2 separate regions of the Homo sapiens genome follow, and region 1 is linked to region 2. A link is a loop called in an ENCODE intact Hi-C map of the cell type or tissue named here. Cell type or tissue: mammary epithelial cell. All regions are shown on one strand. Each heading gives the region's core, and the rest is flanking DNA. Links, peaks and the distances in the headings are about the cores only. Region 1 overlaps LOC124901750 (a long non-coding RNA gene). Region 2 holds the start of CALD1 (caldesmon 1).

Region 1 (16,059 bases), core at 3,024-11,023, 86 kb before region 2:
ACACAGTATTGAAGAGGGAATGTCTGCCCAACCACACTGCTTTGTATCTGCCTGAGAGGAAAATTCTCTGGATGTCGTGTTGAACTGGATGGGGAATCAGACAGAGCTGGAGTTTGTATTAGTCAGATTAATTGCATAAAATCTACCCTTAGTGGGAAGACTCTTAGGAGTAATTGAACCTAGACCTTGACATATGTAACCTCTGAAGCAGAGGGGCAAAGGCCAACACATAGCTCTGCAACACAATTGAGGCTATGTAATCCATCCCGACACTCATTCTGTAGAATACTCATTAGAATTCTCCAGACCTAAGGCCGCTGGCCATAGGTTAGCTAGTCAGTATTTTTATCTCTGAGGATGCCTGCTAGGATCCTGGGATTGGATTGCAGGGAATGTTACTTGTAGCTGGAATTCCAGGTACTCTCCCAGGAGTCTTGGTATTTTATATCGTTTTTAAAATCTTTGTTTCTGTACGTAGACACTGGGGGTCAGTATTTATTCATAAATGCCTCTGGATATTTATGACAAAAGATTGTTTCTAAAGAGGCTTGGAATTCCTTCCTCGGTGCGACTTCTTTCCCTGATTATTAACTATAGAGTTTACCCTATGTAACCATAAAATGTAAATATAAACATCATAGATGTCCATGGATCAGAATATGGGAAAGGGGCAGGCAGTTTTCCATCTAAAATACGAATGAATACCAAGTACTCGTTTGTTTCTAGACACTTGTTTGGCAATGTTGGTCCCACCAGTGCACCCAGATGTCTAGCCAGCATCTTGACAATCACCCTTGACTTTTCTTCTTCTGATGGTTATGAAGTCCTGCTGATTCCGTCACCTCTTACCTTGCAAATTCATCCCCTCTCCATCCCCACTGTTCTGCCTTGAGTTAAGCCCTCATCTTTTCTCTTTCAACATTTCAGCAGCCTTCTAGCTGATCCCCTTGCTTCCGCTTTTACTCTCCTCTAGTCCTCTCCAGACAGTCGTCAGGGTAATTCTTCAGACCTTCAGAGGTCCAGCACCCCTCCTAGGCTCTGCCTTTGCACCCGCTGTCCCCTTGGCCTTGAACTACCCTCCATCACCCACCCCACCTTGCCCTCTTTTCATTGCCTGCCTAATATCTGCTCATCTTTCAGGGTTCGTAACAGTCTCCTGTGGAGCCCTGTGATCGACTCTTGCTGGATCTGGCTTGTTCACTTGTCTGTTCGCTTCACTGGCAGGAGAACTGAATGGATTTAAGTCTGGGTGCCAGCCAAAGTCATGCAAACTTAAACTCCAGAATTCCCTAGAATTATCCACTTGGGGGGCCAAACTGCCCACTGTTTTAGATTTGTTCTTTAAAATATTTCTCGCAGCTGGGTTTTTGTTTTCTTTTTTTCTTCCTATTTTTTTTTTTCTTTTGGAGACAGAGTTTCACACTTGTCGCCCAGACTGGAGTGCAATGGCACAATGGCACGATCTCAGGTAACGGCACCCTCCACCTCCCAGGTTCAAGTGATTCTCCTGCCTCAGCCTCCCAAGTAACTGGGGTTACAGGCACGCACCACCATGCCCAGCTAATTTTTTGTATTTTTAGTAGAGACAGGGTTTCACCATGTCGGCCAGGCTGGTCTCGAACTCCTGACCTCAGGTGATCCACCCGCCTCGGCCTCCCAAAGTGCTGGGATTACAGGTGTAAACCACTGTGCCTGGCCTAAAATATTTCTCCTGGCTGGCATTTGATCTGACCTGTCTGTTCTCTGCGGCTGTCTTCCTACCATGCCAATACATGGAAGCAGAGGTGGAAATCCTACCACTGCCGGACAGGAAGGCAGGTGAGGCTAAGTAGCCTGTCAGCACCGAGCCCTTCTCCATAGGCAGCTGCTATAATGGTACAGAAACAGGTTACTTATGGAGTTGCAACCTGTTTTTAACCTGTAATTATAGAGTTAAATATAACCATATAAACATCTTGAAAATAAGTGGGAAAGATTCCCTAATGTTCCCATCCTAAGAACTATTTTATTTCTTTCTTTCTATATGCATGTTTCACTTAGACATATTCTTGATTTATATTCATATTTTATTCTTGTCTTTATCATAAGGATTTCTCCATGTTGTATAGACTTCAAACAATTTTACTCCATGGCTGAACACTGTTGCATCATTTGGATAGAACTTAAATGTCCAACAGGAAAAAAAAATTAGGTGCTTTCAATGTTTTGCTGTAAGTAATGTCTAAATATTTAAAAACTCAACCAAGCTAATAAACTGCTATATAAAATATGTTTTGTATATTTTTTATGCCTTGAAAAATATACCTTTATAACAAAAAGTACTTTAAAATATATAAAGCCATTTTATATGACTAAAAGCCACCACGCATCATCAAGGATGGTGATGACAGTCTTCTCTGAAAAGGTTTCATATATATTGAACTTTGAATGATTTTGTGTGTGTTTGCGTAAGTGTGTGTGTGTACCTGTACATGCGCTCCAGGCTGAAGAAGTAACAAGTGCAATAGTCCTGAGACAGAAGAGAGTGTTTAGGCAACAGATAATAGGTAAGGTCAGTGTAACCTGAACAACTTGAAGAAGGTGTTTAGGCAACAGACAACAGCTAAGGTCAGTAGTGAAGGCTGAAGTGGTGTAGGATGGGATTGGGGAGGTAGGCAGAAGCCAAATTGAGCCATGGTAGGGTGAACGGAAGACAGGAAAGGTCTTCCAAGCCAAAGAGTAGCCCAGTAGCCCATGCCCTCATTGCCACTGAAGAGCTTCTGCCATCTGAGCATGTAATCTCTCCAAGACAACATTTACGTTCTTGTGTAAACATAGATCATTGTGTAGCATAATCTCTATAAGAATTGTAATTCCTATCATATTTAAAAAGAGAGTAACAAGGAGACTTCAGTGTTTCTAAATGCACCCCTTCTGAAAGCATTTAAATCTTGATTTTAAATTTTATCATTTAGCTACAATGAATAAGCTCCCCTGGGTCATTCTCTAATGGCAATTTAAGCCAGGTCTTGGATCTTGTTTAATCCTCACAATAATATTCTGAGGTGAACATTTTTATTATATTCATCTTACAGATGAGCCTCACAAAACCTGAGTAGCAAGACACAGTCGCAAAGCTAGTATATAGCTGCAGCAAGATTCAAATCCAAGTTGACCTAACTCCAAAGCCCACGCTCTTGGCCACTGTCCCATACTGTTTTTAGTTTAATTTTTTTTTTTTTTGAGACAGAGTCTCGCTCTGTCACCCAGGCTGGAGTATAGTGGCTTGATCTCAACTCACTGCAACCTCCACCTCCTGGGTTCAAGCTATTCTCCTGCCTCAGCCTCCTGAGTAGCTGGGATTACAGGCGTGTGCCACCACACCAGGCTAATTTTTTGTAATTTTAGTAGAGACGGGGTTTCACCGTGTTAGCCAGTATGGTCTCGATCTCCTGACCTCGTGATCCATCTGCCTTGGCCTCCCAAAGTGCTGGGATTACAGGCGTGAGCCCACCGCGTGCCTGGCTGAAAAAAATTTTTAATTAAAATACCCATCCAAAATTGGTCAAAGAATAAAGTGGTTCAATGAAGCTACAGTGAGCAAGTTTCATTTTCATTCTCTGAAAGAGTAACATGGTGCCACACCAGTTCAACAGGACACCGAGTGGAGCTAGAGAGCTTAGATTTTTTTTCCACACAAAATTTAAGTGTGTGCTTTTGAAAGTGGGAGAAATAGGCGTTTGCTTTCCTTCTTTTCTTAAACTGTCTGCTTTGGTATTTGGAGAATTCAGAGCTTGTATATTAAAGCCTAACTGAACTATATAAATACACACATAGGAAGAGGAGAACAAGACATTTTATTTGCAGAAAATAAAACAAAGCAAAAAATTGTGTTTTCTTTAGCATGGAGTATTAAAAGCCATAGAGCTCCAGCCTTCGAAAGCTATCAGTGCCAGGGCCTTCCATTAAAAACTGTAAAGACCAGTCTAGCTAGTCTAAACAGAAAAGGAATTTGTTAAAGGATATTGGGTGGCTCACAGACTCTTTGGGAAAGCCAAGAGAGTTAAGCTTGGAAAGCCAGTCAGCTGAGAACAAGACTCAGTGAACAGTGTGAGATGGTTCCAGCAAGGACAATGGCCCTGCCGCTGGGCACAGACACTGCCCTCCTGCTGGAACATCTGCTGCTGCTAGCCCACTTGGCAATGGTCAGAGCGATTGCAGAAGTGGCTACAAATCCCTGTCCTCCTCTGTCCATCCACGCTCCCTTACAGGGAACTTTGAATGTCCTCCCAGCTGATTCTGGGCTCAGCTGCTGGGCCGACTTCATTCCTTTTTTCTGCGTGTGAGTTCAAAGTCAATACCAGATGGATTGTGAGCACGGACAGGAATGCTTTCCTGCACTGAGAAATACCTACTTCTCCCCATTGCCAGGCCCTTGGCTCCCACAGCTGTGGCTGTGTCTGCACACACAGGGCCTTTGTGTAGTCTGAATATGCCAGTTCCCACAAACCTCCAGCTGCGATTCCCTTTTTACCAACCATTCCCATCTAAGGAGTCAAAGGACGAATCACATTGCAAGGGACAATGGGTGTACAGGCTTGCTGAGAGAGCTTGCTTCAAATCCATGAGATGAAGAGACTCATGGGCAGTACGAGGCCATGGAGGCACTGCTGTTTTGGCAAAGAATGCTGGTCGTGACCACTTCCTTCTCTTTATTCTTCCTCAGAGTTCAACACTGGCCTTGCCCAAGTACCATGCTGAGAACTGGACCTCAGGAACTCCGACACACACGCCCTTTTCAGAAATTTGTAATTTCATCATTTCTTGACCAAATGACTCCAACCACAGAAAGGCACAAATTTTCCATTGGGATTTATTCTGCCCTCCCCTTTGGTGGGTATACTTTTTCTCTTTCTTGCTTTTGAAACCCCACTCATTATGTGAAGTATAGGTTTTTCAAACTGATTTTAAAGTAAACTTGTTATTAAATATACACATCGTGTCTTTCTGTCTTCCTAACTCCACTTTATAGATTTGAGAATTGAGACACAGAACAGTCTATGGCTCAGAAAAGCTAAATTCAATTTTTATTTGGCCTACGGGCCCTAATCTGGGCTTTGAAGTCTAAAGATCTAGAATTACCCACCGTCTTCCTACCCTCAGTCTGGTCAGACTCCGATGCATAAAGCTGGGAACCTCACTCCCCAAGCACCGGCAATCCAAGACTTCCCGTTTCTGGTTGCAATTGCAGGCTAGTAAATTTGGAGCACAGGATGGAACTATTTCTAGTACAGGCAAATAATTTGTAATAATTAAGAAGTATGAAGTTAATGAAAAGCAATTAACCCCATGGCAAGTTCGGCCATAAATTTTACTCCCAAAGTGAACGCATGATGCAGGTATGAGCCTTGATTTCAGATAAAGAAAAGAATGCAGAGCTATTATTAAATACAAAGTAAAACAACATGAAAAATGCCAGAAGATATAAAGAATGCAAGTAGGAGCCTGGGGGCAGAGGGAGGGAAGAGCTAAGAGAAGGCGGGGGCGGGAGGCGGTGGGGTGGGGGGGTGCGGTGGTGGAGGATGAAGGGAAGGGGAGACTGTTCCAGGGAGCTATGCCAATCTGATGCGGTCTCCAGGCTGGCTGATGCTGAGTGGAAGGGACGACAGAGCTTCCTCCTCCCCCAAGAGACCTGAACCTGGACTTCTACAGGCACCATTGAGCCCCCTCAGCCTCCCCACCCCACCCCTCACCCACCACAGGGAGGAGTCACATGGTGTTCCCCTTTTAAAGCAAGATTTAAAGAATTACTCCTCATTTCCTGGAACACTTGAGACCACAGAGGAGTTGGCAGAGGCAGAGGAAAATCAAGATTTTTGGTAGAATAGGAAAGGGGCCAAAGAGGAGGGTGCCATCATGGCCCTTGTGTCTTTCCCTACCAGGCAGAATCCTGGCAAAAGGCGTGGAGGGGCTTATCAGGCAGGCTGTGGTTGAAAAACCAACAAAGGATGCTTCAAGTTCTACTCATAGGTCCCGATGACTAGGGAGGGATTTCTGCCTTTAAAAGATCAAAACAGGATTTGCTGTTAAGCCACCTGAGGTGCAGCTTGAATTAACACCTAATATGATCACCAGGTCTTCCCCAACCACTGAGAAAAAGCATCTTCCCTTGTTTCTGTCATGGATGTTCGAAATTCCTTTAATAAAAAGTCTTTACTGGAATCATTAGAGATAAAATTTTAACAGCACATACCACTAAGGAACAGAGAATTCTGAAGACATTTACTCACAATGGAAAAGTAGTCAGTCAATGGAGGTTCCAGTAAACTTATTGGTGGCGGATTCCTCCTTGATTTGACAGTGAGAAAAGGGCTAAAGAGGAGGAGGAACTGTCTTTTTTAAGAAAGACCTGGAAAACTAAGTTATTGACTAGTTGATGGTGCCAAGGGCTGGCCTTTTTTATCTTCAGCTGGGGTAGAGGAGAGAGAACAGTCCACCTGCAAGCTGGGTGTGAAGCTATCTTGTCGCGTTGGGCTGTTGGAGATAAATAACCTTGTGTATGCTTTTGTGGACGTTTTGGTGCTTTCTTTTGTAATGCTTTTTTTAAAAAAAAAGTGTTACTGGAGCATCCTCTAGCATCGTTATTTGAGACGTATGTGTATAATGAGACACTTGGCAGCACGAGCGAATGAAGTGGAAGGGGACTGGGCACGAGGCGCTCAAGGTTTGGATTCTACCCCAGGCTCTGCTACCAACTGGCTGAATGACCTGCAGCCCATTACTTCATCTCTGAGACTTAATTCCCCAAAGCAGTGGCTCTAAATTAAGGTTTTCTTCTTTCTAAATCACAACCCTGTCTTTGAAAGCAGAGCTGCCCTGTGGAAATGAAGGAGGGGCCCCAGGACTCTGCCATTCAGCTCCCCACATCCTCCCCCTGTGTATGTGGTGCGTCATCAGAACCCTGGGCTGATTTGAACTGCACTGGCTCAGATGATGACTAAACACCCCTCCAGGTCATCAAAGAGTAGCTGCAGTTGGAGGAGCATCACTGACCACTTTGGGAAGCTGGCAGTCCTGTTTCAGTATGTGGCACAGGTCCCGTGAGCCTTATTCCGCGCTTGGGTTGCACATGGCAGCGAGGGAGCTGATGGGCTTTAGGTTCCCCCAGGGCGTGGATAATTTCTTTCTTGGCTGCGTGAGCTGCTGAAGGCATGGAAGTTCTAGGAATTTTTATTAAGAATTCTTTGATTAAGAATAGCTTCTAATCATTACATCCTCTACTAACAATCACATAACTTCCTGACTTCCAGTTCAGGTCCTCCTTGCTAGCCTAGGCTGCCTCTTGTTCTTTTCTATCTCTGCCATCCCACTGGAGCCTGAGAATAAATATTGTTTGACACTCTATGTCACAGATGACTTAAATGGTCAGAATAAACATGTCTCCTGTATTCTCTAAGTGGAGGTATCACCCTTCCACCTCCTATTCCCATCAGATACAAGAGAGAACAAAGAGGAAACTGTGATCTTCTCCTATACCTGCTATTAAATTACTGAGTAGCCTTGGAGATACTTATGTCGAGCAACTTTTCAGTGCCCCTATGTCCCTTCTGTTGGCAAAAAGCCTTTACTGAGCACCTACTCTTGGGGAAAGCAAATTATTAAGCACTAGATGGAATAAGAAGTGACATAAAAAATGAGAAGTAATGAAACTGCTTCTTTAAGCCTCCATAAAAATTAGAGTCAGGTCCAAAGCCACACCACACACAGGAGGGAAGCCCTAGAGACTCGTAAGCCTGGGAGTGGGGTGAGAAAATTGCATTTGGGCAAAATGGTCCTGCAAAAAATATGTAGGGAATCAGAGAAGACGAAACTCAAAACAAGGCCAACCATCTGAGTGCTGTAGAATCAACACTAGGAGAGCTGAGGACCCGGTCCTGGCATTACATCTCTCCCCCAGGAGAGGCAGCACCGAGCAATGGGAAGAATTGGGCCTAGGGGCTGAGGACTGAGAGACCCCAGGGGCTGGCACAAGTTCTGCACTCAACTTCCTGACAACAGGCTCTACGATAAGGAGGAGAGCCTCGTGGTCTTTGAGCACTCCCTGGTACTTACAGTCTATAATTCCCTCCGTCATCAGCCTTTTTTAAAGAAAATAAACTTAATGTCCTCAGAAGAGTCACAAAGCCACTCGGCATCCTTCCTTTCATTCTCTGCATGCATTTTCATTTGTCCCCAGATTCTTCTGGTCATCTTCCATGTTGATGGTTAAAAGTCATCAGAGCAGTCCCTGGTGGTGCAAAGCCCTACCTAAAAACACTGTGTAATAGTAACTCACACTTGTGTGGAACTAATTCTGTCTAAGCCCTGCTTGAGCACTTTATACATATTTGTGTATAAAGTAGGTACTAATATGATCCCATTTTACAGGTGAGAAAACTGAGGCACAGAGCCGTTAAGTAAGTTGCTCAAGGTCACACAGGGACAAGTGGCAAAGTTGGGCTTCAAAGCTGGGCAGTTTGTTCTGGAGCCCATGTGTTAAGCCACCATGTTTCACCACCTCTCCGTAATATGACAAATCATAATGGCAAAACCTCAATAACATGTATGGAAATTTCTTGGACATTCTGAACACAGAGAGTTTTGAGCCCTTAGGAAAGAGCCAACGCAACAAGGAAGTGGGTGGTGGAGTGTCTTAGAGTGTGCTAAGGGGCCTTAGAGGATGTCACAGCTATTGTGTACATGCACTGCTGCCACTGTCTATTTCTCTCTAAAAATTAGCAGCTACAAAGAAACATGATCATTTTCAACTTAAAAAAAAAAAGGCCCGCAGCTATAGGAATCTGGAAATAATCCCCTAACTCAAGGGACTGATTCATTGGTTTCAAAGGGATTGACCTTAAAGCTGGTATGTGAGTCGACTGAGGCCACTGGCAGGGATGCTAACCATTTATGGAATGCATTTTTGGAAAGAATTAGGGGGAAAATCATGTTGTGTCTTACAAACCAATAATTAGGAATACAGCTCTAAGGGGCGAGCATTAAATATCAAGTTTTCAGTATGCATAGTTTTTAAGGGAATCAGTTTGCCTTCTTCCTTCTCTTTCTTTTCTTTCTCAGATCTTACCCTAAGGATCAGATTCAGGCCATACCGGATGTGCCCAAATCATTTCCATCTGACGCCCAGGACGACCCAGGAGGCCTGGCCTTGAGGAGCAGCTCCCACTGAGAGCTATTTGTGAAGGAACCAAGCTAGAACCGCGTCAATTGTTTCTGTTCAGCCTGGTCCTGGCCCCACTGGTATGGTCTTGCTGACTTCCTTCTGACAGCCGAGTTTTTAAAATGGGCTGCTTTACAGTGTGGCCACGGATTAAAATAAGAAAAAAGAAGCCCTTCATTTCTATTCTATTTCCCTCCCATGCCCTCCCTTTCCAGCATATAAGTAAAGTGCTTCTCACAGAGCAGAAGCTTACTGACAACAGATGGGGAAACTGAGGCACAGAGAGGTTGACTCATGTGTCCAGCTCTGCTTAATTTTTGTGTAACAAATTAAGAGACACAGAGCTCTCTGTCCTGAACAAAACTCCAGGTAGTTAACGGGGTGTTCAATCAAAAAGAGAACACTGGGCTTTTATTTTTATTTACTTATTTCTTTAGAACCCCTTTGTGGCTATTTCTGGGAAAAGTGGTTGGAGCCCACCTGCCTGAGCCCAGGTTTTCACTGCTCCCCAAGACACAGAAAGAGAGCTGTTTAGTTCTGTATTCACCTCCACCTTGGCCAGATGTGATCAGACAAAACACACCTAGCAGAAAGGGTTTCCAGCTGCTCCCGAAGGCGGCTACAGTAATTTCAAGGGTAGAAGTTGGACACACTCATGTTTACCAGGGAGGTCAGTGTCTAAACTGAAAGGAGACAGGGAGGTGTGACTGGCAGCCTCAGGCACTGGGCAGGGCATGCACAGAACCCCGCCTCTGTTCGAGGGGGGTTGGGGAGGGGACCTGCAACGAGTGGCTTGTTCTATCCTGAACAAGGGTTTTACCCCAGGAAGGGGCCTTAAAGATCTCTGCCTCCAACCTCCTAGTTTTTTTTCTTTTAATTTTAAATATGTAAAATTTTAATACCATGAGAGATACCTTTTTTTTTTTTTTTTTTTTGAGATGGAGTCTCGCTCTGTCGCCCAGACTGGAGTGCAGTGGCACGATCTTGGCTCACTTCAAGCTCTGTCTCCAGGGTTCACGCCATTCTCCTGCCTCAGCCTCCCGAGTAGCTGGGACTACAGGCGCCTCCCACCACGCCCAGCTAAATTTTTTTTGTATTTTTAGTAGAGACGGAGTTTCACCGTGTTAGCCAGAATGGTCTCGATCTCCTGACCTCGTGATGCACCCGCCTCGGGCTCTCAAAGTGCTGGGATTACAGGCGTGAGCCTCCGCGCCCAGCCGAGAGATACTTTTTTAAAGAATAAAATGCTTCCATCAACTCAGATTCTTTGTTTTTGCTACTTAAATCAAGAGACTTTGTAGAGACCTGTTTTTCATGTCACACCAGCATGGCACATGTATACATATGTAACTAACCTGCACAATGTGCACATGTACCCTAAAACTTAAAGTATAATAAAAAAAAAAAAGAAAAAAAAAACCAATATGGTCAGTACTGGTCACATTCTAGCGTCTAGAAATCAAACAAATCACATCGAGAAGCACTGATTGAGCACCATGTATGTGCCCAACACAAGGAAAATTGCCAAGTAGTGTATCCCTACAGTGGTTTGTAAACTTTCTACTTGGAATCATTTTAGCTTAGGAGGAGTTAAAACATGAGTCTAGAGGGTGGATATGTGCTCTTCACCCTGCTTTCCCCAATGATGACCTCATACATAACCATAATACATATATTATTGAAATTGGAAAATAACCCTCTACTTTTACAGATGAAAGAATGCACACTCAGGGAGGCCAGGTGACTTGCCCCAGGGCACACAGTGAGTGAGGTAAGTTGGTGTCCCCCAGGCAGGCACACCCTGGTTGGTAATATCAAGGCTTTGTTTGAGTCCAGTTTCTGCCACGGATGAGCTGAGTGACATTAGACAATTTCCTTAAACTCATCTGTGAAATGGAGACAATAATAGTGCTTTCCTTGGGGGATTGTTCTGGGGACTAGGAAAAGGTGTGTGCAAGATTCTTGGCACAGTGCCTAAGGTGTAACAAGAATCCACCTGCATTGGAGGCTTGCTTTGTTCCGGTCATTGGTCTGGGTGCTTTATATGTTACACTATTTATTGCAACAACCCTGGAACCCATCATTATCAATTATTTTACCAATGGGAAAACTGAGGCACAAAGAAGTCAAAGGCTTAGTGAGGGGCAGAGATGGGGCCCAAAGTTGGGCTGAGTTGTGGAGCTCCTTGGCCTACCTTGGTCGAGGCTGAATGAACAGTGCTGCTGCAGTTGCCGTAAGCATGTTGCATCTCACCTGGATGCTCTGGCTTGCTGTGGTGGCTTCTCTTGAGCCATCTCTCTAGTGGCATCTGTGCATGAGTTTGGCTGCATGTGCAAACTCAGGACATTTAACTTTGGACCACCGTGAACTTTGTGGCTAACCAGATACTGCACTGACTTTACTCAACTCTTGGGCCTTTCAGGAGCTCAGTAATTATCCATTATGAGGCTCCTCACCTGCCCATCACTAGAAACTCCTTTCATTACCTCTTTTTCTCCACCTTTTGTGCCTCCTTTGTTTTAAAAGACTTTGCTATCGAACAACCTGCATTTTAAAATTAGTTTATCCATGCTTCCATTTTTAAAAAGTTATTCCAAGATATGTGCAATTGCCAATTAGAGATATTGGGCAGCAAAAGATAACCAACCCCATCAAACTTGGTTAACAGAATTCTAGCCCAAAGCAAACAAAATTTGACATTTTAACGAGACTGTGCAGGCTTAGCAGGCAGGGGTAGGACTTCAATGTGACTTTTAAAATACTGAAAATAGTTGGAGGACTCCTAAGGGTTTAGGAATCCCAGGGACTTAATCCAGTCCCCAAAGATTCTAAAGATTCCAGAAAATCCTCCATAAAACATAAATACCCTTTATTATATGTGCTTTATGTTGGCCTAAATCCCTTTTTAAATATCTTAATCTCATTCTACCTTACAGTTTGATATTTACATGAGAGTCTCTAAAATACAAGGAAATCCAATTGCATTAAAATATTTCTATGCACATATGGTACCCAGGTGCATAATAAAGGTAGACATCATTATCTTAAAAAGAGTGGCATGCAGTTTCTTCCCTGGTTATTCAATCTCTATCTACTCATATACTTTCCAGCATTTTCCCTCTCCCGTCCAGCCTTCAGCCCTACTTGCCGTCTTCCTTTTCCTTGCTATTAAGTTGGTGGTTCACTAAACTCTTACTAAACATGTGCTGTATTACTCCATGTTTTCCAGAGAAACAGAATCAACAAGATATTGATTCAATATATACACATATATATTTGGACATATACATATATATGGAGAGAGACAGAAAGATAGAGAGACAGAGATTGATTCATTTTAAAAGAAAGTGTGGGAACTGCAAGTCTGAAATTTGCAGGCCCAGACCAGCAGGCTGGAAGTTCTGGCAAGAGGTGACATTGCAGACTTGAGTCTGGAGGCAGAATTCCTTCCCCTTTGTAGGGCCTCAGTCTTTTCTCTTAAGGCCTCCAGCTGATTGGATGAGCGTCACCCACATGATGTATGGTAATCTACTCAAAGTCAACTCACTTAAATATCAATTATATCTTTTAAAATACCTTCTCTGCAACATCTAGGCTGATGTTTGACCAAACAACAGTGCATGACGTTTGTTGTGCCCCCAAACTGACACATAAAATCAACCATCACATGTACAGGCACTGTATTAAGCACTAGGGTGTAAAGATAAATATGACCCTGTCCTTAATCTTGAGGAGTTGATGATCAAATGGAGAAGGAAAGGCAGAAAGGAATCATTTTGGTAAATTCCATATTGAGGTATAGATGCAAAGCTGACAAAGGAGTTTGGCCTTGGGCCAGTATGAGAAGGCTACACTTTATTAGGTGCAATTTGAGCTGGCTCCTGAAGGCTGAGAAGAGGCTCGCCCCAAGGAAAGGCGTTCCAGTGATGGAGAAGCAAAAGGATTTGCACTACGTGGGCAACCGTGAATGGCTGGATGCGCTCATGTAAATAGGCAAGTTTTCTGAATAACCCAGCTGATTTCAAATCACGTTTAGCCATTCCTTGTTACAACATTCCTTCAAAAGAGTCATTTAGCTCAACAAACTCATTGTGGTCCTCTTTTAGACAGAAAGCTTCTCTTTCTCAGAAATGTAGCTGAGTGATGGTATTTTCCTTATAAGAAGAGACGTAGATCAGCTCACTGTCATTGTATCTGAACTCGGGGCTCTCCAGAAAGCAACAATTCCTTTTAATTCCTCTCTTACCTCTTTTCATGCCTCAAATCCCACACACATACCTCAAATCCAAAATAATTCAACCATAGCCTTGTGCATTGATGTCACAGGGCTTTCCTCTACTGAGAGGTTGAGCACAAAATCTCTTTAATTCTCCACTCCTTTCAGACTATGAAATGATGTCTGTTGGTGAATTGTTTATACATTCCAACAAAACAAGCCAACAAAAAAAAACTGAATGTAGTTGGCTCTTTTTTTCTCTCTGTGGATTTCAGAAAATTCCATTATGTTGCCAATTAGGCTTCCAAAATGGATGAACAATCTAAAAAAAAAAATCTAGACAGCAACATTATGTAGAGGAACAAGCACTATACTAGGAATCAGAAAAATGAGTTTTTCTTTTTACTTGTTTAAAACCCATTTATGCCTAGTGTTCCATTACTGGAACGCTGAGCACGTGGGAGTTATTTATATCCTACTGCTTAGGGTCATCACCAAGGTCTGATTGCAAAAATTCAAAAATTGCAATCTCGGGTATAAATGGGTTAAATGTTCTCTTATTTTAACCCTTATCTAAGCTGTGTGACCTTAGGAAAGAACATGGCCTCTCTGAGCTTGGATCCTCATCCATGTGGACTCACACTCTCCCAGGTCCTCCCAGTTCCCTGATCATGTTCCTTTCTTTTTTTGCATTTTGTTTTGTTTTGTTTTGTTTTGTTTTGAAATGGAGTCTCGCTCTGTTGCCCAGGCTAGAGTGCAATGGCATGATCTCGGCTCACTGCACCCTCCGCCTCCTGGGTTCAAGCTATTCTCATGTCTCAGCCTCCCAAGTAGCTGGGATTACAGGTGCCCACCACTGCGCCCGGCTAATTTTTGTATTTTTAGTAGAGACGGGTTTTCACCATGTTGGTCAGGTTGGTCTCGAACTCCCGACCTCAGGTGATCCGCCCGCCTCGGCCTCCCAAAGTGCTGGGATTACAGGCGTGAGCCACTGCACCCGGCCTCATGTTCCTTTCTTTCCCCCACTTATTTATAAACTTACATTCTTGAATAGAACATCTTTATTCTTTTGCTTTTCCAGTATGTTAAGGCAGTAAAAAATATTTTTGGAAAATACTTAACTTCATGATTTGCCATATACATTATTTTTTACCTAATCCAGGACTGAAAATAGTTAATTTTTGTAGTTGACCATTCATGTGATGTTCTTTCTTTCCATCTGAAGGTAATGTGGAGGCGACATTAACATAACGAAAGCATGGAAGAAGTAGAAACGTCAGTCTTTAATACTGAGCTTCATAACTCTTCCTTCATATACATCATTGCCAAATCAATGTCGGCATTTCAAATTGCTTTGGGATAGCACACCAGCTTGAGAGGAGTTGAGGTGAAGCCTCTCCTTTTGGTCTTCCTGTTGAATAACTACACTGAAATTCACCAACATAGTCAGTGGTGGGCTTTAGGCCACTGAATTAAACCAAGCTCACTGGCCCCATCTAGGGATCAAAAGCATTTAGCCCATGTTCTAACCATTGAATTAGACATCAAAGGTCCAAAGTTCTGAGACTGGCTTAGAATAACCCTTTACCTCCAGGCGGCATAACCTCCAGAACATTCCTGGAGGATGAACTTTTGGCTTTCACCAGCCTGACTGTTAAGCCAGCCACCATGGAAGATGAAATGTCTCACCAGAAATCACTCCCAGGTGGCAGTTCGTGCCTGTTTCCTCTCACATGGCCATCATGGGACGTCATTCTGGAAATCATTCTGCAGCTGTATGAAACCAGGGCCAAAACCCATTCCCCTACCCTGGAAGCAAGGGAAATATGGATATGGGAGAAATGAAATTTACTGACTATTGGTGATGAGGTGCTGTTGTCAAGGGTAAGAACTGGGCAAAAACTTTAAGAGGCTGAACACCTTTTGTTTTATCAAGAAAACTGTGAAAAACCCAAGGCAAAACAAGCAAGAAGCAAAATGGCCAATAGTTTGTCTCCAGCCAGGCCTCTATAAAGACCAGGAGGAGCAGCCTCCCAGGAGTCAGGGAGATAGATAGGCTATCTTCTTGTCTAGTCACTGTGAGATGACAAGGTCACAGGGTCACTCAGCTTTGTTTGTAGAATCCTGAGCCCCCTAAATCCAGTCTTGGATAGGAGGAGTGGGGAAGAAGCTTTATGGAAGGAGGAGTCTTATCAAGATTCTGGGGGACCCGCAAGTGGCTCTGGGCCTGGGAACAGCCACTCTGCCATATTTGCTAAATACCTGTCACCAGCAGAATCCTGCTCTAGATGCTGAGAGGAGCTACAAGGGCTATGAAAGTTCTCTCCATCATGGAGTTTGAGGTATGAATCGACCCAAAACCAGTCTGTAAAAATGCATGTGATCATGCATTTACTGTCCCCCTCAGCTGCATAGAAAGCTACACTAAAGCTACCCCTGCCACTCAAGGGTGGGACACACCTGCAACTTCAGAGTTGGAAAGCACCCACAGTAATCCCGTTGAACAATCCTCTCCCCGATTTACAGAAGAAACAATACCCATGCAGTTGGGAAGAGGCAGCATGGGAAGAAGAACTCCAGGCTGCTGGAGCCCATGAGAGGTCCGGTCCCGCCCAGGCTGCCTGACTCTTCTTGTGAGTTAGGAGAA
Region 2 (16,059 bases), core at 3,128-11,127:
AGAAACTCAGTAAATATTTGTTCAGTGAGTGAATCAAAGAATAAATGAACTTTTTTTTTTTTTTTTTGAGACAGGGTCTCACTCAGTCACTCAGGCTGCAGTGCAGTGGTGCAAACATGACTCACTGTAGCTTCGACCTCCCAGGCTCAGGTGACCCTCCCACCTCACCTACTGAGTAGCTGGGACTACAGGTGTGCACCACCACACCTGGTTAATTTTTTAGACTTTTTGTAGAGATGAGGTTTCAGCATGTTTTCCAGGCTGGCCTCAAACTCCTGGGCTCAAGCGGTCTGCCTGCCTCAGCCTCCCAAAATACTGGGATTATAGGAGCAAGCCACCGTGCCCAGCCTTACTGTTCTTTTAGGCATTTATTTCCACGAGCCTAAACAACATACTAATTCTGCTATTTATTACATTTTCAATAGTAGACATTATCTATGATTTCTTGCTGAAGAAAACGAAGGTTTGGCTCTCCTCCCCAGCATCATCCTACTAACATGGTCTTGCCTGCTATCCTCTGAATCTAATTACATCATCTTTGTTTTGGTAAAAATCAATGTGCAATATTTACATTCTTACGATTGTGGTAAATTTTTCTTACAGTTGAACTATATGGTATCCAATGATTACTTTTCCTTTCTTGTACAAATTTTTTTAAATTATAATGACCTCAATCTTACATTTGCTTATTTTCTGTGTACTTATTGCAAGTGCTTTTGCCAAGAATACATTGAATAATCTGTCTACCTCACTTTTCCTTAAAACATTCCTCCTGGCATCCACTGCTGCCGTCTCTAATGGTTGTTTCTTAATGAGCCATACAGCTATTGTCCTGGGATTTTCTTTTACCATTATGGGACTCTTTCACCTCTATCCTGGGTTTGCATTCTCTGTTTCCTGATTTTTGTCCTCCTTCTTGGTTTCTAATTTTCACTCCAAAGTATTATTCCCCCTTCAGGTGAAGCATATAACCTTGGAACTTGATAATTTCAGAATGAAATATGTTTTCATTCACTGTATTGGCCCATTGGGCCCTTTGGATCTGGAAACTTGTATCCTTTAGTTTTCAAAAGTCTTCTTTTATTATTTCCTTTGATAATTTTCTTCTTACTATTTTTTTTCTGTCCTCTTTTTTATGTACACTCAGGTGTAATTATGCAGTGTTTTTATCTTTTATCTTTTCTATTCCAGCTTGCCTTCTTCTTCATTTTTCTGTAAGATTTTTCTGAACTTTTTTTTTTTTTTTCAGGACAAGATCTACCTCTGTTTCCCAAGCTGGGGTGCAGTGGCACAATCATGGCTCACTGCGGCCTCCACCTCCTGGGCTTAAGCTATCCTCCCACCTCAGCCTCCCTAGGGCTGGGACTACAGGCGTGTGCCACCATGCTCAGCTAATTTTTGTATTTTTCATAGAGACAGGGTTTCGCCCTGTTGCCCAGGCTGGTCTTGAACTCCTAGGCTCCTTCTTCTCAGCCTCCCAAAGGGCTGGGATTACAGGCATGAACCACCGTGCCCAGTTGATTTTTCTAAACCTTATCTTGCATTTCTTGAGTTGAATTTTTGTAAATTTCTGCCATCATACTTTTCATACACAAGCGTTCTTTTCTGTTCTCTGAAAGTGCCTTTTTAAAGCCTGATTTTCTTGTTCCATGGATACAATATCTTCTCTTATCTCACTGAGAACTGTAATTGTAGTTTTCTCCAAGTTTTCTTCCATTTCCTACCCAACCTCTCTTCTGTGTGTGTGTGTGTGTGTGTGTGTGTGTGTGTGTGTGTGTGTGTTTCTGTTGTTTGTTATAATCTCTCTTTCCTTAATGTGATGCTCATATTTAAGAGTGAGGTAGGCCGGGTGAGGTGGCTCACGCCTGTAATCCCAGCACTTTGGGATACCGAGGCAGGCGGATCACGAGGTCAGGACACTGAAACCAGCCTGGCCAACATGGGGAAACCCCGTCTCTACTAAAAAATACAAAAATTAGCCGGGTGTGGTGGTGGGCACCTGTAATCCCAGCTACTTGGGAGGGTGAGGCAGGAGAATTGATTGAACCCAGGAGACAGAGGTTGCAGTGAGCTGACATGGTGCCACTGCACTCCAGCCTGGGTGACAGAGTGAGATTCCATCTCAAAAAAAAAAAAAGAGTGAGGTACTAAGTAGCCAATTGGAAGTTGCTGCAAATGGGTTACTAAAGTGCACTGGACAATGTCTCTCAAATGTCTGTGAGTTTAGGTCTTTTTTTCCATGAGCATGCCAGTTTCTCTGGAATGGAATCCTTCAATTTCCTGTCTGTGGGATACAAACCTGATTGTCGGTGTCCTGGGAGCCCTGCAGGGTGAGGCGATTGGAGATGTTCAGTGTTCAACGAGTTGGCTTTCATTTAAACATTTATTTTCAGCACTCAGCCTCTTCCCTGTTCACTGCTTCACCTGGTTCCTCTGAGCCCAGCACTTCAAAGAAGAATCAGAATAAACTTCAGTTTTCCGTCTGGTTGAGAGAGAGATGCTCACCTGGTTGTGTGGGGTAGAGGACGCTATCTGGACTTCTAACTATTCCTTACCCAGACTTACAACAAATCTGTTTTCTGCTCCACCGCCTGTCCTCAGAGGTTCCCAGGGCTTCCATATTCCGAGGTTTTCCCGATTCTGAGGCTTGAATCAGCGTCCTTCTTGCTGGCATCCTAATTCACAGGACCAGATTTCAGTTTCTCAGCTCTGTTGAGTCCATTTCCAGCCATCTGTCCATTTTCCATAGTCCAAAATTTGCCTAACATCTGGACTTATGCTAATTCCTTTCAGGTACTCTTTGCTCTTTGTCTTGTAGGATTTATTTATGATTTTTTTATTGCTTTACTATCAGTCTGGAGAGGTTTGGGGAAGCAGAAATTAAATGAGTGTTCTTATGTGATCTGCCGTGTTTAACCATATCCTCAAATTTATTAGTCTTTTCATTTGTTAATTCTGTTTTTTATGTTATATACCCTATGATAAAAAAAATTCACCTTCAATTTTTTTCTAATCATTTCTGTTTGTTTTTTATATAACCTAGTTTATTATAGTGTGTAGTAGAAACTTTGAATCTAAATTTTCTGCTTCCACAAAATTGATTGTAACCCTGCCATTAATAGAGTGATCCACCCTTTTCTTCTTTATTTGTAATACTTCCTCTAAAATAATTCATATATGCTGGGGTCTATTTCTAGGCTTTCTGCTTTATTCTATTGATCTATTTGTTTAGTCTTGTGTGAATAGCACTTATCTTAATTAGAATTGTTCTATAAAAAAACCTCTTTGCCTATTTTTAGGTCTTTACTTTTAAAATATTTACTATTGTTTTGTCAAGTTCTACAAAATACGTCATTTGGAGATTTTAATTAGAATAATGAATGCGGCCGGGCACTGTGGCTCTCGCCTGGAATCCCAGCACTTTGGGAGGCCGAGGCGGGTGGATCAAGAGGTCAGGAGATCGAGACCATCCTGGCTAACATGGTGAAACCCTGTCTCTACTAAAAATACAAAAAATTAGCCGGGCGTGGTGGCGAGCACCTGTAGTCCCAGCTACTCGGGAGGCTGAGGCAGTAGAATAGCTTGAACCCGGGAAGCGGAGCTTGCAGTGAGCTGAGATCGTGCCACTGCACTCCAGTCTGGGCAACAGAGCGAGACTCCGTCTCAAAAAAAAAAAAAAGAAAAGAATAATGAATGCATGGATTACTTTGAGGAGAATATATATCTTTACAACTTTCAGGTTTTTCATTCATGAAGATGACATATTTCACCATTTAGTCAGGTTTTTCATGCCCTTAACTCAAGTTTTATAACTTTCTTGCACATATTTTGTTACATTTATTCCCAGGTAATGAACACTTTTTGTTATTATGAATAGCATCTTTTTCCACTACATTTAAAAATTAGAGATGGCTGATTACAGAAACTCTAGGTTTTTGCATCTTGAACTTAATTCCAACAATCTTGCTAAGCTCTTCTATTAGTTCCAATATATTTATAGATCCTCTCAAATTCTCTACACAGATAATTGTATAGCAAATAAAGACCTTTATTTCTCTTTCTAATCCCAGTGGCTATTTTTTCTATTTATTTGTCTTGGTTAGGTATCTAGCACATTTTTTTAGTTGTAGAAGAGATAGTAGTGGCTTTGTCTTTTCATTGATTATAATGGGAATGCTCTTAACATTTTATCATTAAGCATGACGTTTGCTATATATTTCTGGTAAATGCCTCTCATTATGTTTAAAAAGATTCTATTTCTAGTTTTCCAAGAGTTTTTTTTCCAAAGTGATTACTAAGTTTACCAAGTATCATTCACCTATTGAGACGATCTTTCTCTTTTCTTTTTTCTACTTCTCTTATTTATTTTATTTTTAAACTGCTAATGTTGTACATTATATCAGTGGATCTTCAGATCTTAAACCATCTCTGGATTGGTCTTATCTCTTTTTTCCACACTGTTGGATTCAATTACTAATTTTTTCATCTGCATTCATAAGTGCACTTAATCCAAATTCTCTATTGTGTTTGGTACTTTTGTGTCCAATTTTGATATCAAGATTCTACCAGCCTGCTTTTATTGTTTGATAAACCTGGGTGTTGGCAAAGGTTTTATCTGACTAAAAGAATCTGGCAAAGGGTGTTCTGCTGCCTTTTAAAACTTTCAAATCTTCTTTTCTATTGAATAAAGTAGGCATTTTAAGGTGGAAGGAGGTATGTTTTTCATGACTAAATGAAGTAACTAATTTTGAATTAAAAAAATGGCCTATTTTTACTTTTCCCAAGTTGACATGCAAGCAAAATATAATTTCTTGCTACTGATCTACATGATCGCAAACACTCAGTTGTAACTAAAAAAATATAAAGAATCGTCCAGATATTTCCAAATGTCTTTTTAGATTTATTATGGTTCGATTAAGTTGATCTAGCCTATGATAGACAAGGAGTCCTTTATCTAGGATGATCCAATTGGGAAATATATTTCACAGAAATTTCCTATATAAATCTCGTGTATTTTTAGGGCTGTTTACAAATGGCCTCTGGAAAAAGTAAATACTATGAAAGTAAAATTTCCCATGGCAGAGATTCAGCAACATGTATCTTTTTTTTTCCCCCTTCCTTTCTTTTTTAAATTCTTGATTGTTTAAAAAAAGTAAAAGGACAAAGAAAGAAGAATTTTTCAATATCATGGTACACACTACATGAAATTTGTTAAATTATTCTTCAACTATATAGTTCCTCCATGATAAGTGTATTTCAAATACATAAAATAGGTTGTGTGGTCACTCATCTACTATACCCTATATATGAGATATCCAGAATTTATCTATGGAAACATACTATTTTTTTTATCAAAAGACATAACCCAAAAATATTTAGCCATTTATCTTCTAAAAACCAGGCAAAATGCAGGTCCCTGCCGTGTTTCCTGTTGATAATATTTTCCCCATTTGTAGCACAACTTTTCTTTCCTCTGGAAAGCTGGTATTTATTTTATTCATAGATTGCAAAATTATACCCTGATGCTGTTCCACCAAAGGGCATTATTTATACAAGCAGGGAGAGTGTGGTTTAGGATATAAGCAGCAGCGGTAATGGAAAATAGCACTTTCAAACAGGCCTCACTGAGTTATGGAGAATACCACCTGGAGATCATGCACCCGGAACGTCTCTGGACACAGGTCATATCTTTGCACAGACATCACCAATTGCAGCTGTTTTCTGAACTCCTGATGTCTGCCCTACAATATGTTCAAGCCCAGCAGTTTACCAGACTATGTAGTATTATTCTATCTTTCCTTCCTGTCAGATATGGGATGTCCCCATCAGCAAAACTGGCCGTGTTCCGAAAATTTATTTCTAAATCATTTATCTGGGATCAGAAGACATTTTCCCACAGGAACAATTTTATAAACAGTGGTGTTCCACAAATGCCTGCTTGTGCCACAGTGTACCTGAAATGCAACATTGACTGTATGATTCCCACCAACCATTATTTATTCTTTTCTCTGGGAAAGTGCATTCCTCTTGGGATGCCTGAGGCTCATCTCTCCCTCTGCCTGGGAGCCTCAGCTATAGTTTTTTGGGCTGTGCAGCAGTAGCAGTCAGGAAGAGGGGAGGGAAGCAACCTTCCCAAAAAAGAGATGAGTGTAGAGAGTTGATATGGATGCCTCTGGGTAACTTGTTAATGCTGGAAGGCTGAAGAAGGAAACCAACAGTGCGAACTGGCTACTTCCCAACTGTTCTAAAAGAGGCACAAAGGGCAGGGACATTTTCGTAAACAGAGATCATTTCTAAGTCACATCTTCATAAACAGGGAAAGGCATATAGTAAAACCTCCCATTTTTAAAGACCAGTATCTGGACTTGTAATTAGCCAGGAAAAATATTGTGAAACTTCTTGGTCAGTGATGAAACAGTCTCAAACATATAACAATGAGACATAGATCTTGCACCTATCCCCAGGCCTGACAAATAGTAAGTGCTCCAAAAAAAGGGGATTTCAATTTTAATTAAGTACTAATTGAGTGAATTCTGTATTGAAAAGGACAAGACTATGTGTGGGCCAGTTACCTTAATTCTCATTAGCATCTACTAATTCTGACCCTCTTATAGCACACATCCTAACCATGAAGAGTTGGTCGGAGCACTTTCAAGACGTCACCTGAACATTATGTCACCTCTGCGGGATATATGCATCTGTCTACCCCAGCCCAAAGCAGGTGGTGGGTCTCTTCATACCCTCTCTGATGTGCATCAATTTCTAGGAATTTCTAGTACTATCTCCACATCACCAAATCTGAGGAAACAAAAGAGATAAGGAGAGGAAAGTGAAGCCAGTGAGGATATCCAAGCCTGTAGGACCTTAGGTTTATTCTGGCCAGTATTACCTGCTAAAAAAGACCTACGCTTTTGGTTTCCCTTTGGTCACTTATTTTTATAACACATGCAGACGTATTTTGGGGAGGTGTGCCTCTTTCAGGCTAGAATTTAGTCTGCTCAGCAGACCCGGGTCCTGTCTCCTTCAGGTTTTAGAATTGCATAACAATTTAAACTCATTTTGTATGTGCAAGTACTTTGAAAAGAAATATACTATTAAGACTCCCTCTGGTAAGAAGCCTTCCCCACCCCCACGCCCAATAAACTGATCTGTTAACTTTTTGTTTCAGAGACTGTGCTTTCTTTTTATTGCTGCATTTGTGTTCTACAAGACAGCCTCTTTCTCCAAGATTAACATTTCTTATGATTGTTCCTGACAATGGATTCACTTCCAGAGGCCCTGCTAAGGATAACCAAAAAAGGGCATGGAGCAGGCTGGTTTTGGCAGCGTGCACGCAGTTTCAGAGCTTTTTAGGTCTTGGGTTTTCTGATGAGTGATTTCCTGAGCATGCCTAGGGAATGACAGGCATCTCCACAGGCAGGCTGCATCCACCTTGGCTGGGGTGTCGTCATTGGCTGCCTATTAGAAAAACGACAGGACAATGCATACCACCGCCTCCCGACTGTAAACATAGGGGATATGTGTTCACTTAGCATGGACTTCTGGGAGGGGCCAAGGAAGGGCGGTCTGGAGTTTTATTGAATAGAGCAGTGTGTATTCGGCTGCCTGCCTGCCCGCCTGCTTGCTCTCTGGCTGTGCTCCTGCTTAAAGAAATCAGTCCTTCCTTTCCGACTTAGTCCTCGGGAAGAAGTTTCAGACTACAAGGTAAGGCACAGAAGGCTTTCTTTTTTATCTTCTAGAGAGAATCTGGGGACTTTCTCCGGCTTTCAGTCAACATTCCTGGCTAAGGTAGCTGGAGATGCAAGAATGTTCAAGGCAATAAACCATGCAAACTCCCGAGCCTGACTGGGCTTCACTGCCATACGGATATTCCCGGAAGGCAAACAGGATGAGATTTCCAGTTTTGTTTTTAGAATTGGGACAAGAAGAGTGACCATATAGAGACTTACATTTAGGGAACACTGGCAACTTTGATTAGGATAGCCTTTTGTTTAGGACAGCCATATGAGATTATACCTGATATCCAAAGGCCAGTGTTAGCAAGCCTACTGCACCAGACTGCTCACACAGTCTCTTCTGCATCTTTTATTGCCAAAGATTTGAAGAGGTTTTGCTTTAAAAACAAAATCAACAATCCTTTAGGTTGATGAGAAGCCAAAAGGGAATGATTTTTTTAACCAAAGGCTTTTGCGTTATAGTCTGCTGCCAGTATTTAAAACTAGACTTCCAGAGTTGCAAGGAAATACGGTCAGAGATGGAGAGATCACTAGCACCTAGCACTGGTTGGGTTAATGTCACTGATGGGATATTTGCTAAGACAGAAGATGCCTAGGCTGGTCTGTTTCCTATAAAACCTAATAACAAGAGAATGCATGCGCTAGTGGGTGTGTTTTTTTAGAAAGCACATTTAACGTCCTACCAAACTATTTTTTAAGAAATCTTTTTTTCTGTTTGAAAGTGTGCCTGAGTGTGTCTAGAGAATCTAAAGAGATGTCGATTGGCAATGTGTTTCAGAAAGGAAGGAGGCAGGCTTTTATATCTAGATAGACATATTTGGGTGTCTGAAACAGTAGTACAAGGCAGCTAGTTGGTAGTAGCCTGGAATTCCTTTTAGAAAGAGCTGATGGCAAGGGGTGGGGGAATTTTAGTGCTGTGGCAATACATGGTCAAAAAAAGTGGATGAGAACAAAGTGCTTGATATTTATAGATGCCTTCTATTAACAGGACTATGCAGATGGACTTGTAAACTGAAAATCCTTCTAATGTGTTTGTCAAAACCAGACATATACAGCTAGAACCTGAGTGAAGACTAGATGCTATATGGCAAGCAGGGTAAATCTGATGATTTTTTAGTAGTGCTGGCTATTAAAGACTACCAGCTGCAAATGACTGATTCAACTGGATTTTATTCCATGCAATGCGGTAGTTTGGGGTTGAGATTCATTAAATAAAGTTTTCTCTTTGTATTTAGAAGTTTGGGGATAATTTTCTTGGGAATGCCTATTTCTCCTTCTAGAAGTGATATATGAGAACAGAATTCCTTGTGAATTTCCTTCCCTGGAACAGTTCTGAGTAAGTGTGAGAGAAAAGCTGCAGGCAAAAGCTATAGTTTAATTACTGTCCTTCCCTCGAAGAGATCAAGTTCCAAACTATTTTCACAGTGTTTTTAATGTCAATCAAAATATGGAGAGCAATTTTTCTTTTAACTGTTCTCTAAACCATGAAGGGAATGCAGTTTGGAAGGAGATCTATAATCTTGGGATTTGAGGATAAATTCCATTTTGAAACCAACATCTCCGAATCCCTGAAAGTTCAAACTGTGCTATGACCACTCTCTCCAGATCCCCCATCCCCCTTCTCTTGGGCTCCCCACCCCCAACAACCATAAAAACACTCATTTTTTTCCAAGTAACACTTTAGGTGTTCTGCTGTTATAGGTAGAGATAGAGTGAGAGGATTTGAGTTTATGCTGAATTTTAGGCAGTTCTTTGTGCTACTTCCTTCCTGTTGAATGTTACCTAGAACACATTTCCCCACATAGTGAGGCCAAAGGAGCACAATGAAAACAGTAACTTTCATTTCAGAAATATAATCACAAAATTCCAGAACAAAAAGTCACTAAGAGTTGATCCTAGGACACACAAGGAATGTATGTACAATGGATTGATCCATAAGTAAAGTGCAGGGTTGTTTCAAGTATTCGAAGCAAATAGAAGGTGTAATTTAAATCATTCCAGTCAAAAGATTGCCTTAAGTAAATACACAATTCTTATATTAAAGTTAGGAGAAGGAGAACCAGGCTCAAACTGCAGTTTAAAGGATTTTAAATGAGATACATGAAAGCATTTCCTGACAGTAAGGCAACTGCCTTATTATGAGAATCATTAACAATTCTAATTGGCTCCTGTGACTGGCCTGAGAATCTCCTTGTCTTAGGTAGATAGAATAAGTTGATCTTATGGCCAGCCATGTAAAGGTCCAGAATCTAGCCCAGGTATTCTCTGTTCTGATAAATAAAATGCACCTCAGCAGGCATTTTTGTAGAAACACATGTAATTGTCTCCATTTGCCATTTTCTTGATAGCATGATTACCAGTTAGTCATTCCTTAGCAAGACGCAAAAGTGATTCAGAGATGGGCATGAAAAGAGATTTGCTAGTTCCCCATTTGCCTGTAGTCTATCACATGTCTCAGAAATGTGGTCGGGGGACAGGAAAAATGCTGATAGAGTGGTATGCAAATAGCATGGTAGGACTAAGGAGGAGGTTAGAAAGATGCTGCCAAAGAATTTTCAGACTTCAAAAGGGCGTTTTCTGCGTTAAGTTCTCTTAGGGCCTGAGAAGATACCATTAGCTCCTTACTGAAAGTCCTTCATCTGTCAGGCTAATCCAAGTTTGCTATTGGAGAGATGCCCATAAGTCCTGAGTAGATGGGTAGTTTAAAGAGAAACTTTTGGCACAGGCTTAACTTATGAGAACCACTACAACATCTCAGTTCTAGTATTGGTTCCTCTGCTTAAGTAACCCTGACCTTTTTGAGGAAATCATCAGCTTTTGACTTCATCTGTTGAGTGAAGAACGGACATTGGTAATGCTTCTCCGATGTCCCACAGTGGTTAAGACGTCCAAATGAGATGAAGCTGTTTGCTCCCTCTTCCCTGCAGATTCTATACCCTGAACTGCCTATCATTTGAGTCCTCTGGACATTATGCTCATCTTGGCTGGTATCCTCCACTTCTTACCTAGTATCCCTAATGATCTCTTCCTTTCTCGTATTTAAGGACCCTTGAGTGATATCTTCTCGCTCCTGGTTATTTCTAGAGCCCTGAGCCGTGTCCAGTGAATACTGGTCTATCCCAATGTTGTCTGAATTTTTACTTTGATGATCACAGACTAAGAGGACACAAATATAAGGAAGTGGAATAAGATGGGCCATCAGTGGTACAAGGCACCAGGAAATCCAAAGATCCACTTGAGCATAAGACCAGTGAGAAAGTGCTGACAACAGAAAGCCCTTAAGTAATTGAGGCAGCTTCTCTGCCTCCAGCCAAAAGCATGGAATGAACCCCGGAACGTCATGCCTGGGCCTTGTAGGAAGGGCAAGGAAGGCAGGAACACCTGGCTGTGGTTCCTGTTGGTATTGAAACCAGACTGCTCCACGGAGCTCGCCTCTCACCTCTTTGCTTCTGTCTTTAGTGCTCCCAGCTGTAACCGACCCTAGTTGCATCCCTAACTTCCTTACCCCCAGGCCTCCACCTGTAACCTCTTCCCCAGCTCCCCCATCCCTGTACCGGATAGGGAGCTTTCTTGATCCAACATTGACAATTTGCAGGGGCCAGCTCTAAGATGAGGCCCAGAGTACAGCAGAACACTCTAGCACAGATAGGTTCTAGCTAGGGAAAGCCACTTGCACAGACAGAGGAGATGTCAGAGCATGTTTTGTGGTAAGGACCCACTCTGCTTCTCACCCCAAACTCATAATTGGCAGGCTGTGGGTAAGGCTATGGGAGCGGGGTCGGGGGGAAACTATGACCTGGGCTGTGAGGGAGGGGTGATGAGGTTGTTCCCTGTGTTGTTCTTCCCTGTGTTGTTGCTATGGAAACCTTTGAGAATCTGATAAAAACTGTGAACCCTTAAGGTCCCTTTGTAAACCCACGCTTCATGATTGACAGGTAAGAGACCTTTGAGCTGGGGCATGTAAGATGGGGAGTGGGGTCAGATCTGGATTCCCATAGAAGACAAGGGTGGATGGGATCAGAACATGAGTGGAGGTGTCCATGATCTGGAAGGAAGAAAAGAGGGGGTAAATACACAGATATATAGGTGGAGATTGCGTCATATGACCTCCATTTCAAAGAAAAAGAGGTCATTTCCAGAAAAGAAGCAATTTTCTATGGGGAGCTCGTGGGGGCTAGAGAAATCCAGGAATGGCTGCTATTAAGTGTACGTAAAAAGAACACCCAGAAGTTAATAAAAGGCTTGCTAAGCAGCAGTAAGGGAATAGTTGAAGGAAAATACATTTTTAAAAGATTTTAGTATATCGGGCACTCATTTTAGTACATGGCTTTTCTTTGAAAATATATGTATATGTATAAATGATGTATAACTTGAAGATAAATTGCTTTTTGATGGTATCCTGAGGCTTCTGGCATTGTTTTGTGAATACTCCATGAAAGCACTTGACTAAAAGGGAATAATCTCACTTGGAGAGAAACATATTAAGCAGGAATATATAATTAGTTCCTCTGACACCCACATATAACATTCCCCCTCGCTTGTCTCAAGATACATTGCTGGGGAACCAGGCTGACTTCACCTTGTGCTGAAGACCAGAAGGACCAAGGCAAAGTGCCCAAGAGGGCCAAGGACCAGTTGGCATCAAAGATATTAGTTCCACTGGGGTCAGGAGGACCAGTCTAAGCCAGAATGGATATCAGTTACAAAAATGGGCTAAGTTGTGCATGACAGCCAGGTGAGTAAAGAAGAAACAGCAAAAATCAGAAGTCAGGCAGAGCTTAGTGAAGTAGTGTATGGATGAATAAGGTGAAGTCTGGGAGAGCACATGGCCCAGTGTTAGGAAGAAATAGACCTCTATGTGAGCAAACTTTGGTAGCTCAAGTAAAGGGCCAGGATTGTAAGACACAGATTAACGAACGGATGAAATCACAGGGATATCCAAGAGCAGAAGCCCAAATAGGACCAGGGCCCAAAGAGAGTAGAGTTAGAGTCAAGGTGGGTGAGAGGATCCCAGCCGCGGTCCATGGATATTTACTCCATCCCTTTCCACTAGTGTGACTCAGCTCAGCGCACGTGTCTGCCTCTTTCTGTTGTTCTATCAACTGGAAAATTTCTTCTGTGTTTCCAGGTCCAGTCCTGAGAGAGGAGATCTGATTGGTTCAGTCAAAGACTATTGTCTTTGGCAAATCCTTTAGTAGGAGGAGGACATCAAAGGCACAGGCGCGCCTAAGGATGAATTACTCTAATCCAGGCAGTGGTCACCCCTGGGCAAAGAAGAGCTCAATGGGTAATTTTAGTTAGAAGAGAAATTGAGCATGGAAGGCAAATTAGCTGAAATGTCCAACAGCTCTCAATGGGAATCATTTGAATTTTGAGGTGAATAAACTCCTAGAGAGGCAAACACCCAATGAATGATCACACAGTTCTTGATGATCACTGTGACCCACTGAGCCAGTGTTAAGGGAGATTAATCTAGAAGTTTGCACCACTGGTAACTGAAAGGATAAGAATCATCCATCTCAGAAAGATTTTGGGAAAAAACATTCTGGATATTATTGTTGGCAAGAAACTTCATATGAATCTTCCATGTGATATGGCTCCCTTCAAATGAAAGCAGTCTTGAAGATTTAATATGTAATCATTTAACAATTTTAATAAATAAAAACAAGCACAACTCAATGTAAACCACAGTACATAATAAGGTGAATGCATAAAAGCTGGTGTACTCTTAATCACTGGAAGTTTCAGATCTAAGCAATATTTGCTATGTAATTTTTAATCCATTGAGCACCCATCATGGTGTTTGTCAAGTGGACTAAAATATCCCCTGAGTTCTGCATAGTTCGGATCCCATTTGGGAACTTGTGCTCTGTTCTGGGCTCATTTTTCTGAAAGGCATGGATACATATGCATTCTAGGGTTAGCATCAAAGGCTGGAGGGAGTCAGGAGGCAAAACATATGCTGAACCGATAAGGGATCTAGAGCTGTTTATCCCAAAGAAAAGAAAATGAGGCCACATAAATATCTTCTAATATTTGGGGTACTTTTATATGAACATGGGAGAAGGCATTTGTGTTTCTCAAGGCAGCAGAACAGAACTGAATATATAAATTCATAGAATTTTTAAGCTGGGCAAGACCTTAGGAGCTCATTCAGCCCAAGGAGTACATATAACTTTTCATCTGTATGCCAGCTCCAACCAATTGGCATGTTAAGAAGGATTCTGAGGATGAATCTAAGCTCAGAGGGGAGGGGAAAATGTGGTCACTGATAGTGATATCTGTTGTGGAAGAGAAGGGCCATATCTACTCAAGTACCATGTTTTAGTCTTCATTAATGTGGTCTGTAGGTTTTTAACCTCTGGGTGGTGGATCCCTGGGAGGCCACAAAGTCATTGCAAGAGGTAAACAAATCTGTATATGCAGCAAGTGCTTTTGGCAAGCTACTCTGAGTAAATAATATATCTTACATCATATGTGCTACTATTTTTCTAATTCTATACATACATTATAATGATAAAATGCTAATTTATTTAAAAGAGTTATTGAATTCATAGTAGCTTTTAAGTTTGTGTTTTTGTGTTTTATTAATGAGTGGACTTAAAACATATAATTATATTATGTGTGGGAAGGTTGGGACAGGAAATTTGGGATCTTAAGTAGAAATTCTTTTTAAAATATGAACCAGTGATCTATTTTTTATTCTCCAAAGCCTAGCCACACCAAGTAAAATTATGTATGTATTTGTAGGTTTCTTCGATTAATGTCTGCCCTGTCTTATTGGTCTGTCAGATATATAAGGACAGGAACCTCTATTTTTTTTTCATTCGTATATACCCAGTGCGTGGCACACGGCAGAATCTCAATAAATATTTGTTGAATGAAATAACAAACCAAGTGACTTGACCAAAGTCATCCAGTTAATTAGTGGTAAGATAGTTCCAAAACACACAGCTCCTAAGTTCCAAGCAGTTAACCTTTTCAATATACCACATTACTTCCCCTGATAGTAAGAGAGCATGTTTTAACAGTTAGCAAATTTAGGTTATACAATGCTGCCCAATCTGCCTATATACCCATGCATCTTAACCAGTATCTTAATCAGAATCAACTGTAGAGCTTTTTGAAAATACACATCCCTGAGACCTATCCTCTAGAGATTCTGATTCGGTAGGTCTAGAAGGGGGTCCAGGCATCTGTAGTTTGTAAAAGTTCCCTGGTGACTCTGATAAAACATCCTGGCTCAGAAACAGTTCTGTGCACCTATCGTTAAAATAATTGATAGTAGATGTATGTAGTTACTTATTCCTCAGAAGCCTATTTCTTTAGTTTTGAATAATTTCTTTCTAAAAATTATAGTTGCATATGCCAAATAATCCGTTTGGCCAGAAGAGCAAAACCTTTAGTTTTGCTTTTTTTTCAGTTTAAGCACAAAGTTATCAACCCTGTAAGGTCAAATTTTTCTGATGAGATTTCCAGTGTTTGCTTTTGTAAAGGACTGGAAATGTGGCAAGAATAAAATTTCTCATGGTATTTCCCACTTCCTTTTCCAGCCATCATTACTAAGGGAAATTTAGGCTTAGGGGGAGGGGTGAATCTAGGAGAAAAAAAATTTTAAGTATTTCTGTTCTTAGGAGGTTTTGAGCAGATATTTCGCTTCCTAGGAAAAGCTGAAGATGTTTTTCTCTGTTTCCACTTTGTGGTGAGGATGCACAAATCCTGAAGAGGGGAGAAGCTTCCTCCACCTCCACCCTCACCCCTACATCTTCTCTAGGGCAGGAGTCATCACAGCCCCTGGTTTAGATGCTTCCCTGGGTGGCCCTTTTGAAAGTATGTGGACCCTAAGAGACAGGAGACTTTGAGTGCATGGATGGGGGATAATTTGCTTTTGCAGAAGGACAGAAAATTTATCTCTAGGTTCTTCCTTTATTCGGCAGTTAGGAATTACATCCTCTGTATTGCACAGAAGAATCTACCATATTCAGAGCACTGAGTACATGGATTATATTCACTAAAGATTGGAGAGCCAAAAGTTTCTCTGCAAGAGTGACCTGATCTAGTAAGAATGTCAAAATTGTTACTATATTTGTACCCATGCTCTTCGGTTTAGAGGGCAGGTGCTTCCGTGTGTACATAGAAGCAGAGCTTGTTGGAGAAGAGGAGCTAAAAAGGAATTAGATTAGAATCCACCTCTGTACAATGGCACCATCTGGACTCAGTCTCCTTCATCTCTAACACTGTCCCCACTTTCTCTGCACCCCAAACTCATACTGGCTCCCAAAAGCTCATTGTTAAACTTTCGAGAATTTTGAGAGCCAGTTGT

The links. A loop is a pair of places that touch in the nucleus more often than their neighbours do. Peaks named below come from ENCODE experiments on the same cell type or tissue, not always from the same donor. Only the 100,000 strongest peaks of a DNase experiment are listed, where the experiment ranks them.
Region 1: a loop joins it to region 2, with 4 times the contacts of the local background. A loop is called at or near these places in 11 of 110 quality-filtered maps.

What each region holds. Positions count from the first base shown.
Region 1 is chr7:134,686,552-134,702,610 of GRCh38, forward strand. The region is part of intron 1 of LOC124901750 (a long non-coding RNA gene); the gene reads right to left. Among named protein-coding and RNA genes, the nearest start is that of BPGM, 48 kb to the left of the region's middle. In mammary epithelial cell, for the core only: CTCF peaks have their summits at 3,644 and 7,943; DNase peaks (open chromatin) are centred at 6,050 and 6,950; H3K27ac peaks cover 288 bases.
Region 2 is chr7:134,772,046-134,788,104 of GRCh38, forward strand. CALD1 (caldesmon 1) reads left to right here and starts at 7,589. Exons shown (of 15, transcript NM_033138.4): 1 at 7,589-7,704. The region is part of intron 1 of LOC124901750 (a long non-coding RNA gene); the gene reads right to left. RefSeq lists an enhancer at 12,577-13,077. In mammary epithelial cell, for the core only: no CTCF peak of the experiment used is centred there; DNase peaks (open chromatin) are centred at 6,406 and 7,456; H3K4me3 peaks cover 2,888 bases; H3K27ac peaks cover 4,395 bases.